3 separate regions of the Homo sapiens genome follow, and all the other regions are linked to region 2. Evidence: chromatin loops called from intact Hi-C (ENCODE). Cell type or tissue: heart right ventricle. All regions are shown on one strand.

Region 1 (8,000 bases), 83 kb after region 2:
GAAACAAGGACTACAAAGACATTTATAATATAGTGGTGTTCAAAGCCATCAAGAGAAAATCAGAAGGTTGTCAGAAAACTGGGGAAAGAAAATAATCAAGAATGGAATTGGAGGCCAGGCACAGTGGCTCACATCTATAATCCTAGTACTTTGGGAGGTCAAGGCAGGTGGCTCACTTGAGGTCAGGAGTTCAAGACCAGCCTGGCCAACATGGCAAAACCGTGTCTCTACTAAAAATACAAAAACATTAGCCAGGTGTGGTGGCAGGTGCCTGTAATTCCAATTCCTCGGGAGGCTGAGGCAGGAGAATCACTTGAACCCGGGAGGTGGAGGTTGCATAAGCTGAGATCGTACCACTGCACTCCAGCCTGGGCGACTCTGTCTCAAAAAAAAAGGTAAGTAATTCTTCCCAAATTTATATATAGGTTCAATTCAACCCCAAAGAAAGTCTCAGCAAGTTATTTTATTAATACTAACAATATTTGTATGGAAATGCAAGGAACTAGGAAGAGCCAGGATCTTGCTGAAGAAAAAATGTGTTAAACCAGCTACTAGACGCTAAGATGTTTCACCAAGTGTGGTACTGGCACAACCAACCAACAGAACATAGCCCAAAAAACACACAGACATATATGTACACATAATTGATGACAAATATCACAATGTAAAACAGTGGGGAAAGGATGGTGTTTTCAAAAATAATTCTACATTAACCACATGAAAAAAGGAATCTGACATCTACCTCATACAGAAGTAGACACTCATTCCAATGAAAGAGATGTAAATGTGAATGCCAAAACAAGAAATATTTTAAAAGGTAACAAGAGTATCTTCATAACCTTGAAGTAGGAAAAGTCATCTAGACTAGTACACACCAGCAACAAATAAACGTAATAAACTAATCTAGGGATTGGTAAACTTCTTCTGTAAAAAATCAGACATTAAATATTTGGCCAGGCACGGTGGCTCACACCTGTAATCCCAGTGCTTTGGGAGGCCAAGGCAGGCGGATCACTTGAGGCCAGGAGTTTGAGACCAGCCTGGCCAAGTAAAACCCTGTCTCTACTAAAATACAAAATTAGCCAGGTGTGATGGCGCGTGCCTGTAATTTCAGCTACTTGGGAGACTTAGCCAGGAGAATCCCTTGGGCCCTGAAGGCAGAGGCTGCAGTGAGCCAAGATCGCACACTGCACCCTAGCCTGGGTGACAGTGAGACTCTCTCCAAAAAAAAAAAAAAAAAAAAAAAAAAAATCAGACATCATTAAATTTGGGGCTTTGCAGGCCAAAATGTTCCTGTCACAACTATTCAACTCTGCCACTGAAGCCAGATACTGTGGCTTATATGTAAATGAATGAATGAGCAGGGAGGTGTCAGGATTGTGAGGGGGACAAGACGGCAGCTTCAGGAGTGCTGGCAATGTTTGTTTTGACCTGTGTATTCATTATTTGTGCCACGGATTTGTAATAATTCATTAAGTTCTATATTTAAAATTTAGGGGGTTGTGTATCTATCTGCTACACATGTAGAAATAAGATTCATTAAAAATTAAAATACACAATCCTAGCACTTTGGGAGGCCAAGGTGGGGGATCACGAGGTCAGGAGACTGAGACCAGCCTGGCCAACATGGTGAAACCCCGTCTCTACTAAAAATACAAAAATTAGCTGGGTATGGTGGTGCGTGCCTATAATCCCAGCTACTCGGGAGGTTGAGGCAGGAGAATCACTTTAACCAAGGAGTCGAGGCAGGAGAATCACTTGAACCAGGGAGTCGGAGGTTGCAGTGAGCCAAGATCACACCACTGTGCTACAGCCTGGTGACAGAGCAAGACTCTGTATCAAAAAAAATAATAATAATAAAATACATTTTAATTTACCGGCTGGGTGCAGTGGCTCACGCCTGTAATCCCAGCACTTTGGGAGGCTGAGGAGAGCAGATCACGAGGTCAAGATATCAAGACCATCCTGGCCAACACGGTAAAACCCCGTCTCTACTAAAAATACAAAAATTAGCCAGGTGTGGTGGCGCATGCCTGTAGTCCCAGCTACTCGGGAGGCTGAGGCAAGAGAATCGCTTGAACCCGGGAGGCAGAAGTTTCAGTGAGCCAAGATCGCGCCACTGTACTCCAGAATGGCAAGAGAGCAAGATTCCGTCTCAAAAAAATAAAAAAATTAAAATTAAAATACATTTTAATTTACTGATCAAACACTACATCCAAAAGAAAACTGGAACCTGTGTGAAATAAAAATTAAAAAAGCAGTTTGACTCAATAGGCTGCACTCATTTCAGGGTTATCACTGGAAGCTTATTCACTATGGGTCCCTATGTTATGACCAAAAAAGGTATCTGCCAGGAAGTCTTTGTGCCTTCAGAGGAGTCAGTCTGTCTGTATCCAGTGTCTTCCTTTCTGCCATGGTTGTTGGAAACGTAAGAAACATACGAAGCTCAACTTATTGACTCTAACTTGGCCCTGCTATTGATCTGTTACTTTATATTTTCTGGGAAGTTCAATTTTTATCTATTACTAACTTCTCATCTTAACATATTGACTCTTGGCCAGACACGGTGCCTCACGCTTGTAATCCCAGCACTTTGGGAGACCAAGGCGGGCGGATTGACTGAGCTCAGGAGTTTGCGACCAGCCTAGGCAACACGGTGAAACCCTGTCTCTATTAAAACGCAAAAAATTAGCCAGGCGTGGCAGCATGCGCCTGCAGTCCCAGCTACTCGGGGGGCTGAGGCAGGAGAATTGCTTGAACCCGGGAGGCAGAGGTTGCAGTGAACCGAGATGGGGACATTGTACTCCAGCCTGGGTGACAGAGTGAGACTCCGTCTCACAAAAAAAAAAAAAAAAAAAAAACAAACACCATATCGACTCTTACAAATCTCACAAAGTCCACTGCAAAATAAAGTAGGGAATTAATAAACAACTTACCTTGTTCATTTTGTTCTGTTCTTGGAAAGACGGAGACAACTCTGAAGATACAGCTGAGTTAGAAAAAGAGGAATGGGGTCATGAAAGATTTGGCCTGCCTGGCAACTCCTGGATTCTTCCGCCCTAAGAAGCCATACACACCCACTAGGTAAAATGCTTCCTCTGGGAGAGTATCAATGTCCTCTGACACTTTGGAATAGGGGGTAGAAATGGTGGAAGAACACTTCGGAATAGGCGGTAGAAATGGTGAAAGAATAACTCCAACATAATTATGTAGCTCTTGGGCACAAGATTTTTTACCGGGTGAAAGTAAATATTTGCTTCCTAAGGATTTCAATCTCCCTCGGTGTTCACAAAAAAAAGTATAATGACAATATTGGCCAAACAAGTTAACAATATATTTAATGAAGGAACATTAACACTAAAACCATTGTAAAAAATAGGACTAAGCTATCTATTTTCCCAGTAATGTTACTTAACCTCTGGTGAGTGACTCCACAGAAAGCCATAAGCGGCAGTGCTTCAAAGAAAAAATCAGTTTTAATTTCTTCATCTAACTTTGTTGCTATTTCTCAAAGGGATATTTTAAACTTGCTTTGATGTGTGTGGAAAAGTAGACAGTACTGGCTTAGGGGTCAGGAGATGTGACTTAGTCTTCCCTACTAACTGTGATCCTGAACAAGTCAGTGACCTTAACAAACAAAAAAACAAAAAAAATCTTTTTCTTCTAACAAATGAGGCAAAATTAGGTAATTCTTTGTTTTTGTTTTTTTTTGAGACGGAGTTTCGCTCTTGTTGCCCAGTCTGGAGTGCAATAGTGCGATCTTGGCTACCTGTAACCTCCGCCTCCCGGGTTCAAGCAATTTTCCGCCTCAGTAGCTGGGATTACAGGCATGCGCCACCACGCCCGGCTACTTTTCGTATTTTTAGTAGAGACGGGGTTTCACCATGTTGGTCAGGCTGGTCTCGAATTTCTGACCTCAGGTGATCCACCCGCCTCGGCCTCCCAAAGTGCTGGGATTACAGGCGAGAGCCACCGCGCCAGGCCAAAATTAGGTAATTCTTGAAGATCTTTCCTGAGTGCAAGATCAAGTCAGGACAGAGGAACAGCAAATACCAAGATGCAGTGATGGACCTGACTGGAGGTCAGTTCGGAACCTAAAGAGGATGAATGCAATACGTGCAACCGAGTCTGCCGGTCTGGCGGGCGACTGCACCCGCCTTTCCCCGCCCACGTACCGCGGCGCCCTAGCACACGCGCACAGGCTAGACAAGAGAACTGCCCCTCCCGCAAGGCTCAGCGCGCGGACTGCGCAAGCGCACATGCCCTCCTCCGCGGCCCCCACAAATGGGGCGACACACGCTGCGTACCCTGCTCCGTACAGAGGCCGCGCCTTTGAGGAACCGGCCTAGCGTCGTGGCCCACACGCTGCAGCCCCGCCGTCCCCGCCTTCCCCTATGAGGTCCCCGGGCCTCCTCCCCACCACTTGGTACCGGCCCCCTGCCGCCCGCCCCAGGAGTCGCGCGGGGCTCCCTCTCTCTCCCTGCCCAACCCACTGGGGCTTACCCCACTCCCTCGTCGGGTTGCATTCGCCATAGAAAAGCGCGTAGACCCTTGAAATCCCGGGACCGCCTCCCACGCAAAACCTGAGAAAAACAAAAGGAAAGGCGGAAACGCAGACGTAGCCGGCGGACGAGGCATGCGCAGAGCCCACGCGCACAGCTTGATGCTGTTGGCGCCCTACCTGGAAACTACCTTTCCCGTGAGGCCGGGCGAGCAGCCCTTCGGATTGGTAGAGAAGTGCCCCGCTAGGCAGTGGGCAGATGCGGTCTGAGTTGGTGCTGGAACTGCCTGCAGCCCTGGCTTTCCCCGGGGCACTCCAAAGGGATATACTGCGGGGGAGGTCTGTGGGCAGTTTAGACGCAGACGCTCAAGGAAAGGACCGCTGCGTGTCATTTTCCGTTTAAATGTTAGGAAATAGATCTCGTCCATACAGTTTAAAAGACTTTCATGCTATCAGCGGTTCTTTGGGAGCGGGGGAAAAAAGGGGAAGGTGCGGCCGGAAAGCTACTTCATCAAAATGGTTAAAGCAATAAACGGAAATTGTAGCTCAGTAAGGAACTAGACATAATCTGAAAGAAGAAAATAAATGTCACGTATGATTTCCTCTGTGACATTAAAATTGCTTGACTAAATGGAAATACTTTTAGTCTATCTGTACCTTTCTTAGGAAGACAAAATTCCTAAAAGAATATCAACAAATTTTTGTTATGTATTTTTTCTCTTTGATCTTTAGTGTATTCTGTACTTCACAAAAGCATTCTCAACTTTATCTAGAATAAGTAAAAACCCAAATGAACAGCCAGTATACATTTTAAAAAGCAGGAAAAAAATGCCTAAGGAATATCTGTATCTATCTACATCTATCTATATAATATTGCTCTATTCAAAGTAGTTTGGCACCTGCTCCATGGAAATAAGACAGCTTAAGAGTATTCTTTAATGTGTAGTAGATACAGCATTTCAAAACAGTGAGGGAAAGAATGGAGTATTCCAAAGAGCATGTCATTCCGAGCAATTTGGAATGTAGAGATATACATAGATCACACATGATAAAATCTCACATGTATACAATACTTAAACATTTAAACCACTAAAAGAGTAAAAATTTTTGAAAATTGACAAGTGGACCAGGCACAGTGGCCCACACCTGTAACCCCAGCACTTTGGGAGGCGGAGGCAGGAGGACCACTTGATCCTTGGAGTTCAAGACCAGCCTGGGCACTATAGTGGGACCCCCATCTCTACAAAAAACTAAAAATAACAATTAGCCTGGCATGTAGGCAGGCACCTGTGATCCCAGCTACTCAGGAGGCTGAGGTTGGAGGATCACTTGAGCCCCGGGCTGCAGTAAGCCATCATGGCACCACTGCACTCCAGCATGGGTGACAAAGTGAGACCTTGTCTCAAAAAAAACAACAAGGGATGTGATGCCAAAGACAGAAACTATAAATTTAATATCAGTCACATTTTATAATAGAGAAAAATAAGCAACTCCATTCCAGCAAAACTTTTTAAGTCCATTATGAGAATTGAAAGTAATGCAAATATGGCCAGGCGTGGTGGCTCACGCCTGTAATCCCAGCATTTTGGGAGGCTGAGGCGGGTAGATCATGAGGTCAAGAGATCGAGACTATCCTGCCCAACATGGTGAAACCCCTTCTGTACTAAAAATACAAAAATTAGGTGGGGCGTTGTGGTGCACACCTGTAGTCTCAGCTACTCAGGAGGCTGAGGCAGGAGAATCGTTTGAACCCAGGATGGGGAGGTTGCAGTGAGCCAAGATTGCGCTACTGCACTCCAACCTGGTGACAGAGCGACACTGCGTCTCAAAAAAAAAAAAAAAGAAAGAAATGCAAATATTTGAGTAAAAATACGTGAAACATTTATTGAAATTTACATTTTTTAATTTATGCTTTATATACTGAAAAGTTCTTTATTTGATGCATAATTTTATGAGTTTTGACAATGCATAGATTTGTGTAACCACCACTACAAGCAAGACACAAAATTGTTTCATCTCTGTCAATAAAATTCCTCCATGCTACCTTTTTAAAGTCAGATTCTCTCACCACTCTTAGCCTCTTGCAACCGCTATCTATTCTTTGGGCCTATATGTTTGCCTTTTTTAGGATATTATATAAATGGAATCACACAGTATGTAGTTGTTGAATCTGGTATCTCTTAACACAATGCAATTGAGATCCTTCTGTGTTGTTTTGTGTACCAATACCTCTGTTTGCTTTTCCTGCTGTTAGAAACAAGTGCCCGGTGCCACAGAGAAAACCAGCGCGTAGGCAGAAAATTCCTCAGCAAGGCAAATTTACTTCTGCAGAAGGGTGCAGCTTGTGCCAGTCACGATCACAAGAGTACACTGAGAGGGGTAGGGCAGGGGATTTTATCCCTGATACAGTTCCTAGCACTTCTGTGTCCCTTCCCCATTGGCTGGGGTTGGACCTCACAGTCTAAGCTAACTCTATTGGCTAAGGTTTAAAATTGAATAGGGTCTATTAGGCGGGAAGGAAGGAGGACTGTCCATTACTAGGTGGGAAGGCATATCTGGACTTGTCTGGGCACGGCAAAGGTGGGAAGTCATATCTGGACTTGTCTGTGCACAGCAAAGGCAGGAAGGTTGTTTACAGAACAGGTAGCTAGGAGACAAGGAAGTACAAGGAAGTTGGTCTTAAGCAACAAAGAACAGGGAACTTAAGCTTTTTGAAGAAGAATTTATCATCTCTGACATTGCTGACTCCTATTTCTTGGTACGGATTTACCAGTTTCCTTATCCATTCCCCAGTCCAGGGATATGCTAGTTGTTTCCAACTGGGGGAAATTATAAATAAATAAAATATTTTTAAATTTAAGATTTGAAAAGATTGAAAAAAACACTAATATACACCTATGGTATGGGCTTGGGGAAATGTTTATTCCCAGTGTATTAGTCATGATTCTCAAGAGAAACAGAACCAATAGGAGGGAGTAAGGCAGAAAGAGACATTGGTGGTGAGAAATTGGTTCACATGATTATGGAGGCTAAGAAGTCCCACAGTCTGTCATTTGCAAGCTAGAGATCCAGGAATGCTGGTGGTGTAATTCTGGTATGAGTCCAGAGGCCTGAGAACCAGGGAAGCCAATGGTGTAAATCCCAGTCTAAGGACAGGAGAGGATGAGATGAAATGTCCCAACTCAACAATGAGGCAGAAAATATGGGTGAATTCCTCCTTCCTCTGCCTTGTGTTCTATCCAGACCCTCAGTGGATTGAATCATGTCCATACACATAAGGAGGGCAATCTGCTTTACTGAGTCCACTGATTCAAATGCTAATCTAATCTGTAAACACCCTCACAGATGCACCCATAAGTAATGTTTAATCTGGACACCCTGTGACCAAGTCAAGTTTACCATCACAGCTATTCTTTTTTTTTTTTTTTTTTTTTTTGAGACAGAGTTTCACTCTTGTTGCCCAGGCTGGAGTGCAATGGCATGATCTTGGCTCACTGCA
Region 2 (8,000 bases):
CAAATATTTGTACATGAATGCTCATAGGAGCACTATTCACGATAGCGAAACACAGGATGACCCCCAATGTCCATCAACAGATGAATGGATAAACAAAAGTTGGTATATCCATATAATAGAATATTGTTCAGTCATAAAAAGGGACAAAGTACTGATATACAACTACAACATAAATGGGTCTTGAAAACATTATTCTAAGTGAGAGATCAGACACAAAAGGCTACAAATTGTATGATTCCATTTGTATGCCATATCTAAAACAGGCATATCTATAAAGACAGGAGATTATTGGTTGCTAGGGGCTGGAGCAGAGGGGAAAAAGGGAGCAACTGCTTATTAAGTTACAACACTGCTTATTAAGGGTACTATGTTTCCTTTTGGTGTGATGAAAATATTCCAGAAATAAATGGTGGTTATGGTGGTACAACATTGTGAACGTACTAAAGTCATTGAATTCTATACTTTAAAATGGCTTAATTGTGAATTTCATGTGATGTGTATTTTACCATAATTTTTTTTTTAGGTAGAATCTCTTGAAAGTTATTGCAAATATTCCAGTTCTGCCCAGTCTCTAGGGCTGTCACAAAGCCTGCCACATCCTAACAACCCATGATCACCCTAGCCTACCAGGACTGTTTCTTTAAACAACCATAAGTCCTAATGCTACACAATTCATGTGATTTTTTTTTTTTTTTTTTTTTTTTTTTTTTTGAGACAGAGTCTCACTCTGTCACCCAGGCTGGAGTGCAGTGGTGCAATCTCAATCTCGGCTCACTGCACCCTCCGCCTCCTGGGTTCAAGCGATTCTCCTGCCTCAGCCTCCTGACTAGCTGGGATTACAGGTGCACGCCAACATGCCAAGCTAATTTTTGTATTTTTAGTAGAGACGGGGTTTCACCATGTTGGTCAGGCTGGTCTCGGACTCCTGACCTCATGATCCACCCACCTCGCCCTCCCAAAGTGTTGGGATTATAGGCATGAGCCACCTAGCCCGGCCTATTTGAATTTTTTAATCACATACTTTCTCTTGATATCGCTTAAGTTTTCCCCTGGACTGCACATGAATTATTCACTTCGTTGTACTACTTTTTCATGTAACTGCAAGATTGTCATCAGAAGTTTCACAGTGTCACCTAATAAAGCCCATTGACAAACTGTTTTATGTTCCAGTTTCACAACTCTGTGAGATCACAAGATCTGCATTCACTTACATGACATTTTTGTTTTACTCTTCATCAACTCTTTATCAGAAATCAGCAAACATTTTCTGTAAAGGGTCTCACAGTAAATATTTTAGGCTTGTGGGCCATTACAGTCTCTGCTGCAACCAGTCAACTCTGCCCTCATAGTATGAAAGTACCAACAGACAACACATAAATACATGAGTATAGCTGAGTCCCAATAAAACTTTATATATAATGAAATCTGAATTTCATATAATTCTTGTTTTTTTTCCCTCAGCCACCTAAAAATATAAAAACCATCCTTCGTTTGTGGACCATAAAAAAACATGCGGCAGGCTGCATTTGACCCATGAAATGTAATGTGACCTCTCCTCTATATTTTCCCTGATGTTATTTCTACTTTCATATGAATGTATAGACATTTTTTAAACCTCAATAATTACTTTTAAGCAAAACGGTGAAAAAATAAACAACTTACCTGGGATGTGATCATCTTCCACTGGTGTTGGAAGAGCAGAGCAAACTGTGAGGGTGTAGCTGAGAAATAAGAAAAGATCATGAGTGATGTCACTTGCCTTAAAAGGTCCACTTCGCAGCCGGCAAAACATCTCTGAAAGGGAGATACTCACACGCCCATGCATGACTCTGGCATGATTATGTACTGCTTGGACTCATTAGTTTTCAAATGTAAAAACGTTTGTTTTCTACTGACTTAAAAACAATTTATGCTGTACTCTAACAGAGTATGCAAACCGATATATTAAACTAATTAAGCAAGTTAGGAAAAGCCAAAGAGTGGAACATAATACTTTCATTAAAACTGATGCTAAACAAAAATACTCAGGTTTTAATCTTTATTACAAACCAGAGAATCCCAACAAGGTTTTGAAAAAAGCGATGTGGTATTTTTCAGCCCAGTTTTTTTTGTTTGTTTGTTTGCTTTTTTGAGACAGAGTCCTGCCCTGTTTGTTGCCCAGGCTGGAGTGCGATGGCATGATCTCGACTCACCGCAACCTCCTGCCTCAGCCTCCCAAGTCGCTGGGACTACAGGTGCGCACCACCACACCCGGCTAATTTTTTGCATTTTTAGTAGAGACGGGGTTTCACCATGTTGGCCAGGCTGGTCTCGAACTCCTGACCTCTTGATCCACCCCCCTCAGCCTCCCAAAGTGCTGGGATTACTGGCGTGAACCACCGTGCCCAGCCCAGCCCAGTTTTTTTGGAAGGAAAACGAACTTGCTCTAACTTGATTTGAGGTTCTCAAAACAATCTTTGGATTTAAAAAAGCAAACTGATTTTTACTTACTCTGTTGTCAACGCAGCAAACACCCTCCTGAGTCCTCAAGCGACTCTGTCTGTTCTTGACTCTGCCACAACAAAATGTGTCAATGTCATCAGTAACTTAACACGTTAAGCTCGTTTCCTGTCCACCCCACCCCATCCCATCTTTTAAATAAAGCGTAAATAGATAACTTACAGACCTTTCTCGCGGCTGTACCTCTGATTCTGTAAGATCAAGATGGGGGCATCCGTACATCTCTAGTTGTGCTGCAGTGCGCCAGCAGCTCAGCATCTAGAACGAGCGAGTAACGAATCCAGGCATGGAGGGTGCTGTCCTCCACTTGGCTGCTAAGCTCTTCCCTCCGCATGATGCCTTCACAACTCCCCAAGAAGCGGTGCTGTCTGCTCCTTCGGCCTTGCCCTCTTCTGCCCCCACATCTGAATGGGCACAAAGCTCCCAGCCTGTGGGGGTCTGGAAAGGACACAAATCGAGCCTCTGCTCCTCCCACCCGTGCTCTAGATCTCTAGTGAGGTGTCAGCCCAACGGGTTGGGTGTCCTCCTAGGAGGGCCCCTGGGCCCTCGCCCCCCACCCTTCCCTTCTTACCCCACAACAGCTGCTTTGCTCCAAGACAGCTGGGCCTAAGCCCTTTGGTTCGAATCCTCATTCAAGACAGAAAGCTCCTACATCTTCCTGTCACTTGAGCCATGAGCTGGACCCTCTGAAAATGCCCACTGGTGCTAATGGGGACACAGGCGAGGCTGGACAGTGCCGGAGGGCCTGGGGTGCCTCCCTCCGCGTGCGCGGCCTCACAGGTCAGTGGAAACAAGAAATTCCCCAATCCACAGCCACGATGACTTCAAAATACTTCCCGAAGACATCAGGCAATGAAGCTGCGACCTGCGAGGACACAGCAAGCCGAGTGACGCTGGCCAGAGGCTGGGTGTGGAGTCCGCGCCTGCAGGGTCCCTCCCCGCCCCGCGGGCGCTTCCCCCCACCCCATTCGCCTCGGCATCGCAGTGACACCGCGGCGACGCCGACCACAGGTGGTTGTGAGGACAGCGAGATTCTGAGGGGAAAGAATGAGAGAAGCGCGCATCTATTGGGCAGAAGGCCCGTTTCTGCGCCGTCCTGCGGAGGCCTCCGGGCATCCTTCACCTCAGGGAAGAGAAAATCCAACCTCACTTGTCACAGGCGCGGGACTTGCGCATTCCCTTTGGGAGCACAAGAACCGAGGCAGGATTCGGACCCAGGCCAGGCGGCAAAGGCGTTCCCTCTCTCCCACCCCCAGGCCGCGCGGAACCCCCAGTCCACCCTCGCCCCTGCCCTCCCTTACTCACCCTCCGCGTCCTCTACCCGGACGCCAGGAGATGCCGGGAGCCCTCCCCGTCAGAGTGCCGGGGAGAAAAACAAACCTGGAGCCATATGGCAGACATGCCCAGAAGGCCCGAAGCGGCTCCCGCGACGGGGGCCGAAAAGTGCACACTACATCTCCCACAAGTCCTCGCGCCGCTCCCTTAGAAAGTGCACGCTTCATTTCCCACAAGCCCTCGCGCCGCTCCCTTAGAAAGTGCAGACTACATTTCCCACAAGCCCTCGCGCCACTCCTTTTGAAAGGGCATGAGGTTTCAGCCGCATTGGGCAGTTAGTTCCCAGATGCGGCAAGTGCAGTACTGCAGTTTTATTCGTTAGCTGAAATAAATTATGAGTATTTAAATTACACAGCTTTCTCATGAATTACATCCCCCTGATGATTTGGCCGTCCTCAACACTTCCTCATTTGGCAGAATTCACGAGTGGAATTTCTCCAGACGAGGTCGGTTCCTGTGGCCCCGCGACGCTGCCGCAGCACCACCTACACTTGCGCCAGTGTGGAGAGCTTCACTTGCTCCTTTCTGGTCCATTGGACGCTAACCGTGAGAAAACACGCTGGACATGAGCATTACCAGCCTGTAAGCTGTCGTAAAGATAACTCGGAATTGCTCTTCAAATTTTATTTGTTAAACCACGTAATACCATCTTGCATGGCAAACATGCATTTTCCATTCTTCAGGAGTATGCAGGATCTCTTGATCACGATAACTTTTTAAAGTTCACAGGCAGAGGTAATACAGGAGTGGAAAACCAAAAACCGTAGGTTCTCACTTATAAGTGGGAGCTAAGCTATGAGTACGCAGAGGCATACAGAGTGATATAATGGACTTTAGAGACTCAGAAGGGGCTGGTAGGAAGGAGGCCGGAGGTTAAAAAAACTACACATGGCCAGGCGCGGTGGCTCACGCCTGTAGTCTCAGCACTTTGGGAGGCGGAGGCGGGTGGATCACGAAGTCAGGAGTTCAAGACCAGCCTAGGTAACACGGTGAAACCCCGTCTCCACTAAAACTACAAAATTAGCTGGGCGTGGTGGCACACACCTGCAGTCCCAGCTATTTGGGAGGCTGAGGCAGGGGAATCCCTTGAACTCGAGAGGTGGAGGTTGTAGTGAGCTGAAATCGCGCCATTGCACTTCAGCTTGGGCAACAAGAGCAAAACTCCATCTCAAAAATGAAAAAAAAAAAACTATACATTAGGTACAGTGTACACTACTCAGGTGACAGGTGCACTAAAATCTCAGAATCCACCACTTTATAATTCATCCATAACCAAAAACCACTTGTACTCCAAAAGCTATTGAAGTTTAAGTTAAAATAAAAATAAAAAATAAATGTCCACTGACCAAAAAAGAAGCATTTTTCTCCATTTCTATTCCCTTCTTTACCACCACTGATGATAATCCCACTTGTTCCCATGCTGGAAAAGCATTTAGTACCATCCATGTAAAAGAATCAAATTATTCAAGGGTTGAGATGCATTTCAGAAGACAGTCATGGTAAGTACAACAATGATTATCACTTCGAGACACAATTTATTTTCCTGCTCATAATGTTTTTTTTTTTTTTTTTTTTTTTTGAGATGGAGTCTGGCTCTGTAACCCAGGCTGGAGTGCAGTGACATGATCTCGGCTCACCGCAACCTCCGCCTCCTGGGTTCAAGCGACTCTCCTGCCTCAGCGTCCCAAGTAGCTGGGACTACAGGCTTGTGCCACCACACCCGGCTAATTTTTGTAATTTTAGTAGAGATCGGGTTTCACTGTGTTGGCCAGGCTGGTCTCGAACTCCTGACCTCGTGATCCGCCCGCTTCGGCCTCCCAAAGTGCTGGGATTACAGGCATGAGCCACTGCACCCAGCCTAATGCTTTTGCATTTTAAGAAACAGTCTTGACACTTGTGAATATTCCATTATTTCTTTTTTTTTTTTTTTTTAGACTGGATCTCATTCTGTCACCTGGGCTGCAGTGCAGTGCCAAGACCTCGGGTCACTGCAACCTCCGCCTCCCAGATTCAAGTGATTCTCCTGCCTCAGCCTCCCCAGTAGCTGGGATTACAGGCACATGCCACCACGCCCAGCTAATTTTTCCTGTTTTTAGTAGAGACTAGGTTTCACCATATTGACCAGGCTGGTCTCAAACTCCTGACCTCAATTGATCCATCCGCCTCAGCCTGCCAAAGTGCTGAGATTACAGATGTGAGCCACCTCTCCTGCCCTCCATTATTTCTTTAATGCATTCAGGTTCCATTATGCCATGGATTATTTCAGTAACATTGTTTGCTCTTCTTTCAATTTGCATAATCCTATCCCTAAAGAGATTGAAAACTAGGGACATGCCACTCTTAGGCTCCTTGGGACTCGACACATCCTCCTGGGATCATCTCAGGAAGGGGACTGGCTGTGCAGGCACCATGGAGGTGGTGCTGATATTCCTATGCAGCCTGTTGGCCCTCATTGTCATGGCCAGTGCAGCTGAGTAGGAGAAGGAAATTGACCATTTTCATTATGACTAACAGACCCTGAGGATTCAGGGGTTGGTATGTGCTGTGGTCCTCTTCTCCGTTGGGATCTTCCTTATCCTAGGTTGCAGATGCAAGTGGAGTTTCAATCAGAAGCCCGGGACCCCAGGGGAGGAGGAAGCCCAGGTGGAGAACCTCATCACTGCAAATGCAGCAAAACTCCAGAAAGCAGAGAGCTGAATGAAGTGCAGCCCTCCAGTGGGAAGCCTCCGGAACCTGAAGGCAGCTGCTTGAACTTTTAGATGCAAATATTGATGCTTAAGAAAACAGCCACTTCAGCAACAAATCTTTCCAGAAGAGAAGCCAAGAACTTTTTTGTCCTGCCATGCCCTTCCCTGTCCCCTCTAACACCATTCCTCCACCTGATGATCCAACTAATCTCTTGCCTCACCACTGCAGCCTGCAGGCTCCTCCAACTCGTGTTATGTGTCTGTGTGTGTGTTTGCTGACTATAGTGTTCATGGCTACTTGTTCATGGTGATTATAGTTAGTGAACTGTGGACTCACTTTCCTGGGCAGGGGCTGAGCCATGTGGCCGTCTGCTCCTCTCTGCCCCCCATCACCTCTCACTCCTGGGAGTCTGCTTTTTTCCCTGGAGAGTCTAGCTCCTTCCCTTTAGAGCATGGGCAGGAGTCTCCAGCTGTCTTGGGACCTGGGAAGGTTTGCACCACTTTCCTCATCTTTCTTCATGGAGTCTCTTCACTTCTTTTACAAGAACCTCACTTCCTTATCCCACTCCAACCCGTCTGTTCTGAAGATCAGCAATTGGAGATACAAAGCAAAGCAAGGAGTTTGTGAGCCCGGCATTACCTTCAGGAGGCTACTATACCCTTCCATGGTTATTTTTCTCCCTGGGGAAGCCCCAGGGAGCCCCATCTGCCCTGCCTTTCACATAGCACCCAGGGATTCCAGGCCCAGGGCTGCTGCTTTTTTTCTTTTTCTTTATTCAGACAGAGTCCCACTGTGTCACCCAAGCCGGAATGCAGTGGCACGATCTCAGCTCATGGCAACATGGGTTCAAGGGATTCTCATGCCTGGGCCTCCCGAGTAGCTGGGACTATAGGCACGCACCACCATGCCCAGCTAATTTTTGTATTTTTAGTAGAGATGGGGTTTTCCCTGGCCTCAAGCAATCCACCTGCCTAGGCCTCCCAAAATTCTGGGATTACAGGTGTCAGCCACCGTGCCCAGCCTGGGCCCAGGACTAATAATCTACACTTGGGGAATGTAGCCCCTGCATATCTTATCAGCAATAACCACAGGGGCTCTGGTGCCCCACCCATCTCCAACCTTCCTGCTTCTGAGACTTCAATCTATAGCCCAGTTTTTCTGGACACAGGCTCCCATCCCTGAAGCTGAGTCTCCAGCAGGTGATGACTGAAGGATTCCCATTCTGTTGCGGCCAGCACACTGGAATGGACAGAGGGAGAGTAAGGGGCCTTTGCTTCTCTGCCCATGTCCCCTTGGTCAGCAGAGACAACTCCCGCATCCTCAGTGGTCACAGAGGTGAGTTAAGTAGGTTAGAGACCCAGTAGGCTCCATGCTGCACTGCTGCAGAGGGTACAGGAAGAGGTCAAAAGTCATAATGAGACTGGGAGCTCAAACCGGATCCCACCATTCCTGTCCTCCATGTGCCTGTGGAAATCAAC
Region 3 (8,000 bases), 60 kb after region 2:
AACTAACAAGCTGGTCTAAAATTTCATGTGGAAATTTAGGGAACTGAATATAATCAAAACAATCTTAAAAAAGAAGTAGAAAGTTAGAAGACATACACTTCTCAATTTGAAAATTTGCTACAAAATTACAATAATCAAGATGGTATGATACTGGCATAGAGGAAAACATATGAAATAAAATTGAGAGTTCACAAATAAACACTACTATATATTATGTTCAGTTAATTTTCAACAATGATGCCAACACAATTTAATGTTGAAAAATCACCTTTTCGGCTGGGCACAGTAGTTCACACCTGTAATCCTAGCACTTTGGGAGGCTGAGGCAGGCAGATCACAAGGTCAGGAGTTCAAGACCAGCCTGGCCAATATGACGAAACTCCATCTCTACTAAAAATACAAAGACATTAGCCAAGCATGGTGGCGCATGCCTGTAATCCCAGCTACTCAGGAGGCTGAGGCAGGAGACTTGCGTGAACCCAGGGGGCAGAGGTTGCAGTGAGCCAAGATCGTGCCACTGCCCACCAGGCTGGGCGTCAGAGACTTCCTCTCAAAAAAAAAAAGAAAAAAGAAAAATTACCTTTTCAAGAAATGATGCTGAGACAACTGAATATTTGTATGCAAAACAATCAAAATTATTCCTTTCCTCACACCATATACAAAAACTAATTGAAAATGGATCACAGGTCTACATTTAAAAGCCATTACTTAAAGAAAATACAGGAGTGGATCTTCATGCCCTGGGGATAGATAAAGCCCTCTTAGATAAAGTACCAAAAATACAAGCAACAAAAGAAAAAACAAATTAGACTTCATGGAATGAAAAACTCTTTTGCTACCAAGAACAAAGACAATAAAATGACAACCCACAAATGGGAGAAAAATATTGGCTAATAATGTATGTAATTAGGGACTGCTAAACAGAATATGGAAAAAACTCTTACATCTCAACAATAAAAGGACAAATAACACAACTACATAATGAAAAAAGGAACTGATTTTTCTATATTAAGCTTCTATCCTCCAACTTTGCTACAAAGACTTAATAGTTTTGGGAGTTCTCTAGAATTTTCTCCTTAGGCAATCATGCCTGTACGAAGAAAGTTTTATTTCTTCCTTTCCCATCTGTATGCCTCTTATTTTGTTGTCTTATGGCATTACCTACCATTTCCAATGAGATGTTGAGTAAGAGTGAAGAGACAGGACATCTTGTTTCCTTATCTTAGGGAGAAAGTATCCAGTGTTTCACCACTAAGTATGCTCTTAGCAGTAGGTTTCTTGTAGATTTTTTTTTTACCAAGTTGAGGAAGTTCCTCTCTATTCCTAGTTTGCTCGGTTTTATCATGAATGGGTGTTGGATTTTATCAAATGCTTCTTGTCCATCAATTGACATGATATGGTTTTCTTCTGCAGGCTGTTGATGTGGCGGGTTACAGATTTTTTATTTTTATTTTTTTTTTGAGACAGAATCTTGCTCTATCACCCAGGCTGAAGTGCAATGGTGCAATCTCAGCTCACTGCAACCTCTGCGTTCCAGGTTCTAAGCGATTCTCCTGCCTCAGCCTTCAGAGGAGCTGGGATTACAGGCGCATTCCACCACGCCCAGCTTATTTAGTATTTTTAGTAGACAGGGTTTTACCACGTTGGCCAGGCTGGTCTCAAACTCCTGACATCAGGTAATCCATCTGCGTCAGCATCCCAAAGTGCTAGGATTACAAGCATAAGCCAACGTACCCGGCCACATTAATTGATTTCCAAACTCTGACCAGCCTTGAGTGGTCACAGCATCCAATTATTTTCATACAATGTTGCATTCTATTTGGATTTTTGCATCTATATTTATGAGGGATATTAGTGTGTGGTTTTTCTTCTTTGCAAGGTCTTCATATGCTTTTAAGATTAGAGAAAAAACAGCCTTTTACAAAAGTGTTAAGAAGGTTCCCTTTGCATCTCTTTTCTGAAAGACACTGTAGAGAACTTATATATTTCTTCCTTAAATGTTGCACAGAAATCACCAATGAAACCAAAAAAGTCTGATAATTTATTTTCTTTCTTTCTTCTTTTCTTTTCTTTTATGAAAGCTTTATGGATTCAATTTCTTTAACTGATATTGGTCCATTTGAATGGTTTATTTCTTCTGTGTAACTCTTGGTAGTTTGTGTATTTCAAGGAATTACCCATTGCACCGAAGTCATGAGTTCAGGAGGAGCCAGGAATAAAGGCATCCTGCACCAAAACATCTAATTGCATTACAAATGTAAAAAATAGTATCAATGAAGGACCCCTTTCAATACAGGAGGAAGTCCTGACCTTAATTACTTTGGAAAGAGAAGTCTGTGAGACTAAAGGAAAATCTGCACGTAAGTACTGTATTTTAGTTGATAAAATTATAAAATTATTTTCCACATAGGCATAATTAACAATTCTGACAGTGCCATACATGTATGTATACAGGGAAAGAATAATGAAAGTAAATGGAAAGCCAGGCACAGTGGCTCACAACTTTAATCCCAGCACTTTGGGAGGCCGGGGCAGGTGGATCACCTAAGATCAGGAGTTCGAGACCAGCCTGTCCAACATGGCAAAACCCCATCTCTTCTAAAAACACAAAAATTGGCTGGGCATTGTGGTATGCACCTGTAGTCCCGGCTACTTGAGAAGCTGAAGCAGGAGAAATACTTGAACCCAGGAGGCGGAGGTTGCCGTGAGCTGAGATCACACCACTGCCCTCCAACCTGGGTGACAGAGGGAGACTCCATCTCAAAAAAAAAAAAAAAAAAAAAAAAGAAAGTAAATGGATGATGGATGGTTAGAGCCAGATTTCTTACTGTTGGGTATGGTAATTTGCAGGGAAGCAAGGGAAGAAAGCTAGAATGATCCATGTGGTAGTGAAGAGTTGAAGAATATAAGTATAAACACATGTTTAGCTTAAGAGAGATACAGATGGTTACATGTAGAACTATTTATAAGTATATTACATGGTTTATACACGTGTATTTCCCTGTTCTGTCAGCTGAGATGGCCACGCCCTACTGCTGCAAGCACACCATTAGCCCCTATCTTGGTTTCTAATACCATTTTCAAATAAAAGGAACCAGGATTACCTGAAGAAATGATGGCTGATTTTAGAAAGAAAATATACAAGATGAGCCTGGACCATCTTGTAGTGACAGAAAGAAAGTGCTCTAAAAAACAACAGCAACAAAATTCATATATCTCCACTTCTTATGTGTGAGTTGTGCAGAGTAACATTGTTCCAATGTGTACAATATGGAAAATAGGAAAAAGATGTAACTTTATAGTGGACAAACTCTGTTTGCCAAGACATTTCAGGCCAACATCAAAAGTCATAAAACATGGTGACAGTATGCATGCTTGATATAATGTGACAAAAAAGGTACTTTACCACTGTGGGCTTTTTCCCCCAAAACCTATAATCCCAGTCTTATCTTGAGAAAAACATCAGACACATCCCAATAAATGGAATTTATATATACCTCACCAGGACTCCTCAACTGTCAAGGTCATCCAAAACAAGGAAAGTCTGGGAAACCACCATAGCCAAGAGGAGCCTAAAGAGACATGACAACTAAATGTAATATGGTGCCCTGGAAGGGATCCTGGAACAAAGAAGGACATTAGGTAAAAATCAGCAGGTGCTAAATAAAAATATGGACTTTAGTCAATAATCATGTACCAATGTTGGTTCAACAGCTGTTGCAAACATACCATCTTAATATGTTAACGACAGCAGAAACTGGGTAAATGGCAATTCTCTCTACTATCTCCCCAATTTTTCTATAAGTCATGAAATAAAGTGAATGTTTTAAATTGACAAAGGAGATACATAAATAGCCAACAAGTGCATAAAAAGATGTTCAACATCAGGCCGGGAGCAGCAGCTCACGCCTGTAATCCCAGCACTTTGGGAGGCCGAGGTGGGTGGATCATGAGATCAGGAGTTCAAGTCCAGCCTGGCCAAGATGATGAAACCCCGTCTCTACCAAAAATACAAAAATTAGCCTGGCATGGTGGTGGGCACCTGTAATCCCAGCTACTCGGGAGGCTGAGGCACAGAACTGCTTGAACCCAGGAGACAGAGGTTGCAGTGAGCCAAGATCCCACCACCGCACTCCAGCCTGGGCAAACAGAGCGAGACTCCATCTCAAAAAGAAAAAAAAAAAAAGATGTTCAACATCACTAGCCATTGGGAAATGCAAAAAACCACAATGAGATACCTCTTTACAACTACTGGATTGGTATAATACATATTAATATTAATAAAAAATGTTGCAAACTAGAGAAACTGGAAAATTCATGCATTGCTGGCAGGATTGTAAAGTATTGTGGCTGCTATGAGCAACAATCAGGCAGTTCCCAAGAAAGTTAAACACAGAGTCACCATATAACCAGCATTCTACTTCTAGGTATATATCTGAAATGACTGAAAATACATGTCCATGTGAAAACTTATACGTGAACAATTACAGCAGAATTATTCATAATAGTCAAGAAGTAGAACTAAAACCAAACGTCCATCCACTGACAAATGGATACATAAAATGTAGTATATCTATACACCATGTTATATGGCCATAAAAAACAAGTGAAATATTGATACATGCTACAACATGGATGAACCTTGAATATGTTATGCTAAGAAAAAGAAGCCAGGCAGAAAAGGTCACACACAGTTCCATTTTTATGAAACATCCAGATTAGGCAACTCCACACAGCAGAAAATTCAATTTTGGTTGCCAAGGGCTACAGGAAATGGGAAAGAGAAAGTAACTGCTAACGGATATTTGCTTTGTTTCAGGGATGATGACAACGTTCTAAGAAACACTGTCAGCCGGACGCAGTGCCTCACGCCTATAATCCCAGCACTTTGGGAGGCCTATGCAGGCACATCACTTGAGGTCAGGAGCTTCAGACCAGCCTGGCCAACATGGTGAAACCCCATCTCTACTAAAAATACAAAAAATTAGCTGGGCATAGTGGTACACACCTGCAATCCCAGCTACTCGGGAGGCTGAGGCAGGAGAATCGCTTGAACCTGGGAGGTGAAGTTGCAGTGAGCCAAGATCGCGCCACTGTACTCCAGCCTGAGCGACAGAGTAAGATTCTGTCTCAAAAAAACAACTGTCGGCAAGGTGCGGTGGTTCACACCTGTAATCTCAGCACTTTGGGAGGCTGAGGTGCCAGATAACCTGAGGTCAGGAGTTTGAGACCAGCCTGGCCAACATGGTGAAAATGTAAAAACAGCTGGGTGTGGTGGCATGCACCTGTAATCCCAACTATTCAGGAGGCTGTGTAATCCCAGCTACTCAGGAGGCTGAGGCAGGAGAACTGGCTTGAACCCGGGAGGCAGAGGTTGCAGTGAGCCAAGACCTTGCCACTGCACTCCAGCGTGGGCAACAGAGCAAGACTCCATCTCAAAAAAAGTAAAAAAAATTGTCAGGAATGTTGCACAATCCTGCAAATACACTAACAATGATTGATTTATACACGTAAAATTGGTGAAGAGTACAGTATGTGAATTATATCTCATATAATTCTCAAGAAAATTGTTTCTTATATACCTGTTTCGTGGTGTATAAATAACACACAACTGATATTATGTATTGTTCTTACAGCCAACCACCTCACTAAACTAACTTTTTTTAGTAATTTGAATCACTTCTGTGTAACATTTACTTTTGCTTGTACAGATAATCAAATTGTCTGCACACAAAATGACAATTTGACTTCCCAACCCTTGTTTTATTTTTTTTTATTGTCTGTGTAATGGACAGTAGATCCTCTATGAGATTCAGTAAAACTGGCGATACAAGAGATCCAGCATCTCTCATATAGAAAGTGTGCTGTGATTTTTCAACAAATAGTATACAATATGTTTTTGTCCATTACCTTTATTTTATTTTATTTTATTTTGTAAGATGGAATCTTGCTGTGTTGCCAGGCTGGAGTGCAGTGGCGCCATCTCAGCTCAGTGCAACCTCCGCCTCCCGGGTTCAAGCAATTCTCCTGCCTCAGCCTCCCGAGTAGCTGGGACTACAGGAGTGCACCATCACGCCTGGCTAATTTTTTGTATTTTAGTAGAGATGGGGTTTCACCATGTTGGCCCGGATGGTCTCCATCTCCTGACCTCATGATCTGCCCGCCTCAGCCTCCCAAAGTGCTGGGGTTATAGGCGTGAGCTACCGCACCCGGCCTATTACCTTTATTAAAGATTAAGAAGCTGAATTATTTATAGTTGGCAGGTAATTTACAAAACTTTTTATTTGGAGACAATTCTTTTTTTTTTTTTCTTTTCTTTTTTTTTTTTGAGGCAAGGTCTCACTCTGTCACCCAGGCTGGAGTCGAATGGTGCCATCACAGCTTACTGCAGCCTTGACCTCCTGGGCTCAAGCGATCCTCCTACCTCAGCCTCCCAAGTAGCTGGGACTGCAGGCACGCACCACCACACCTGGCTAATGTCTTTACTTTTTGTAGAGATGGGTTTTCACCATGTTGCCCAGGTTGGTCTCAAACTCCTGAGCTCAAGTGATCCACCCACCTTGGCCTCCCAAAATGCTGAGATTACAGGCATATGCCACCACACCCAGCCTGGAGACAATTCTTAAACTGACATGCAGCTGGAAGAAATAATGAGAAGATTCTATGTACCCCTCACCCAGTTTTCTCCATGGTAACAATTTGCAGAACTATAGTTCAATATCAGCCAAGAACTGACATTGATTTATTCAATCAACCTTATTCAGATTTCACAAGTTTCACATGCATTAGTTGTGTATATTTAGTTCTATAAATTTTGCCACAGGTATAGATTTTTGTGAAAATCACAACATTGGTGATACAGAACAGTCCCATCACAAGGATGCCACACATGGTAACTACAGCCATCTCCCACCCTCTCTGCCTTCCTAACACTGGCAACCACGAATCAGTTCTCCATCTCTATGTTGTCATTTCAAAAGTGTTATCCAAATAAAATCATGAGGTATTATGATAAACAGCCTAACTGCATTTGTGGTAATTGGCTGCTAATAGATTTCAAATCCCACCCATCTCCCCTCTTACCCTACATTTGGGCAAGCCAATAATAAAGCCTAGGTGGTCACTCCCTCAATGCCAGTAGGAAACTCAAACCACACAAACTCCATCCCTTTTGTGTGCGCTTACCCCACCCCAAATTCCTACTGACAAGCAGCCATTCTTCTCCCTTCTTTCTCAACCCACATTTAGATCTCCTTAGGAGCCTTCTCTAGTCTCCCTAGAAACCTGTCTCTATAACTAATAAACTCCTTTTTACACTCTTAATATCATTACCAGTTTTGATATCCAAACCAAACATTGGGGGTAGGAGGGTTCACCCCAACACTATGGGGTGGACCAGAACAAATATGTAAATTTTTGAGATTGGGTTTTTTAAAACTCAGCTTAATCTCTTGAGATTCATCCATAATGTTACATGTATTGGCCATTCATTCCATTTTAATGCTGGGTAACACTTCATGGTATGGACACACCACACATTATCCATTCAAGAACATCTGGATTATTCAGGTTTGGGCTATTACCCATAAAACTGCTATGAAATTTTTTTGATGGAACATAAGTTTTTATTTCTCAAGGATAAATGTCTAACAGTGCAACTAGTGATTGACATGCTAAGTTTGTTTTTAGTTTTAAATGGAACTGACAAACTATTTTCTAGAATGACTGTAGCATTTTACATGCCATCAAAAACATATGAACATTTCAGTTCCTGTAAGTCCTCACCAGCACTTGTATTATCACTTTTATAAGGCAGGTCAAATAAGAGCATGATAAAAACATCTTTCAGTATAACGTGTCTGGGTATAAGTCTCTTTGCATTTATCCTCATATGAGTTTGTTGAGCTTCTTGGATGAATATATTAGTGTTCTTCAACAAATTGTGGGTGTTTCTGTAATTCTTCAAAAAATTTTTCTTTCCCTTTCTGTTCTCTCACATT

Evidence for each region. A loop is a pair of places that touch in the nucleus more often than their neighbours do. Peaks named below come from ENCODE experiments on the same cell type or tissue, not always from the same donor. Only the 100,000 strongest peaks of a DNase experiment are listed, where the experiment ranks them.
Region 1: a loop joins it to region 2, with 7 times the contacts of the local background. A loop is called at or near these places in 56 of 110 quality-filtered maps.
Region 3: it touches region 2 in a loop (2.3-fold over the local background); 8 of 110 quality-filtered maps call a loop at or near these places.

What each region holds. Positions count from the first base shown.
Region 1 is chr10:38,007,287-38,015,286 of GRCh38, reverse strand. ZNF33A (zinc finger protein 33A) reads right to left here and starts at 4,612. Exons shown (of 5, transcript NM_006954.2): 1 at 4,504-4,612; 2 at 2,937-2,989. The coding sequence starts at 2,945. RefSeq lists an enhancer at 3,910-4,089. In heart right ventricle, a CTCF peak has its summit at 4,367; DNase peaks (open chromatin) are centred at 4,246 and 4,656; H3K4me3 peaks cover 2,010 bases; H3K27ac peaks cover 2,861 bases.
Region 2 is chr10:38,090,295-38,098,294 of GRCh38, reverse strand. ZNF37A (zinc finger protein 37A) reads right to left here and starts at 3,958. Exons shown (of 8, transcript NM_001324250.3): 1 at 3,805-3,958; 2 at 3,071-3,364; 3 at 2,666-2,757; 4 at 2,491-2,551; 5 at 1,663-1,721. The coding sequence starts at 1,677. It also overlaps the pseudogene FXYD6P2. RefSeq lists an enhancer at 3,815-4,004. In heart right ventricle, no CTCF peak of the experiment used is centred here; DNase peaks (open chromatin) are centred at 2,902 and 4,014; H3K4me3 peaks cover 2,031 bases; H3K27ac peaks cover 2,046 bases.
Region 3 is chr10:38,029,898-38,037,897 of GRCh38, reverse strand. The region is part of intron 4 of ZNF33A (zinc finger protein 33A); the gene reads right to left. Among named protein-coding and RNA genes, the nearest start is that of ZNF33A, 23 kb to the right of the region's middle. In heart right ventricle, no CTCF peak of the experiment used is centred here; a DNase peak (open chromatin) is centred at 4,889; H3K27ac peaks cover 1,540 bases.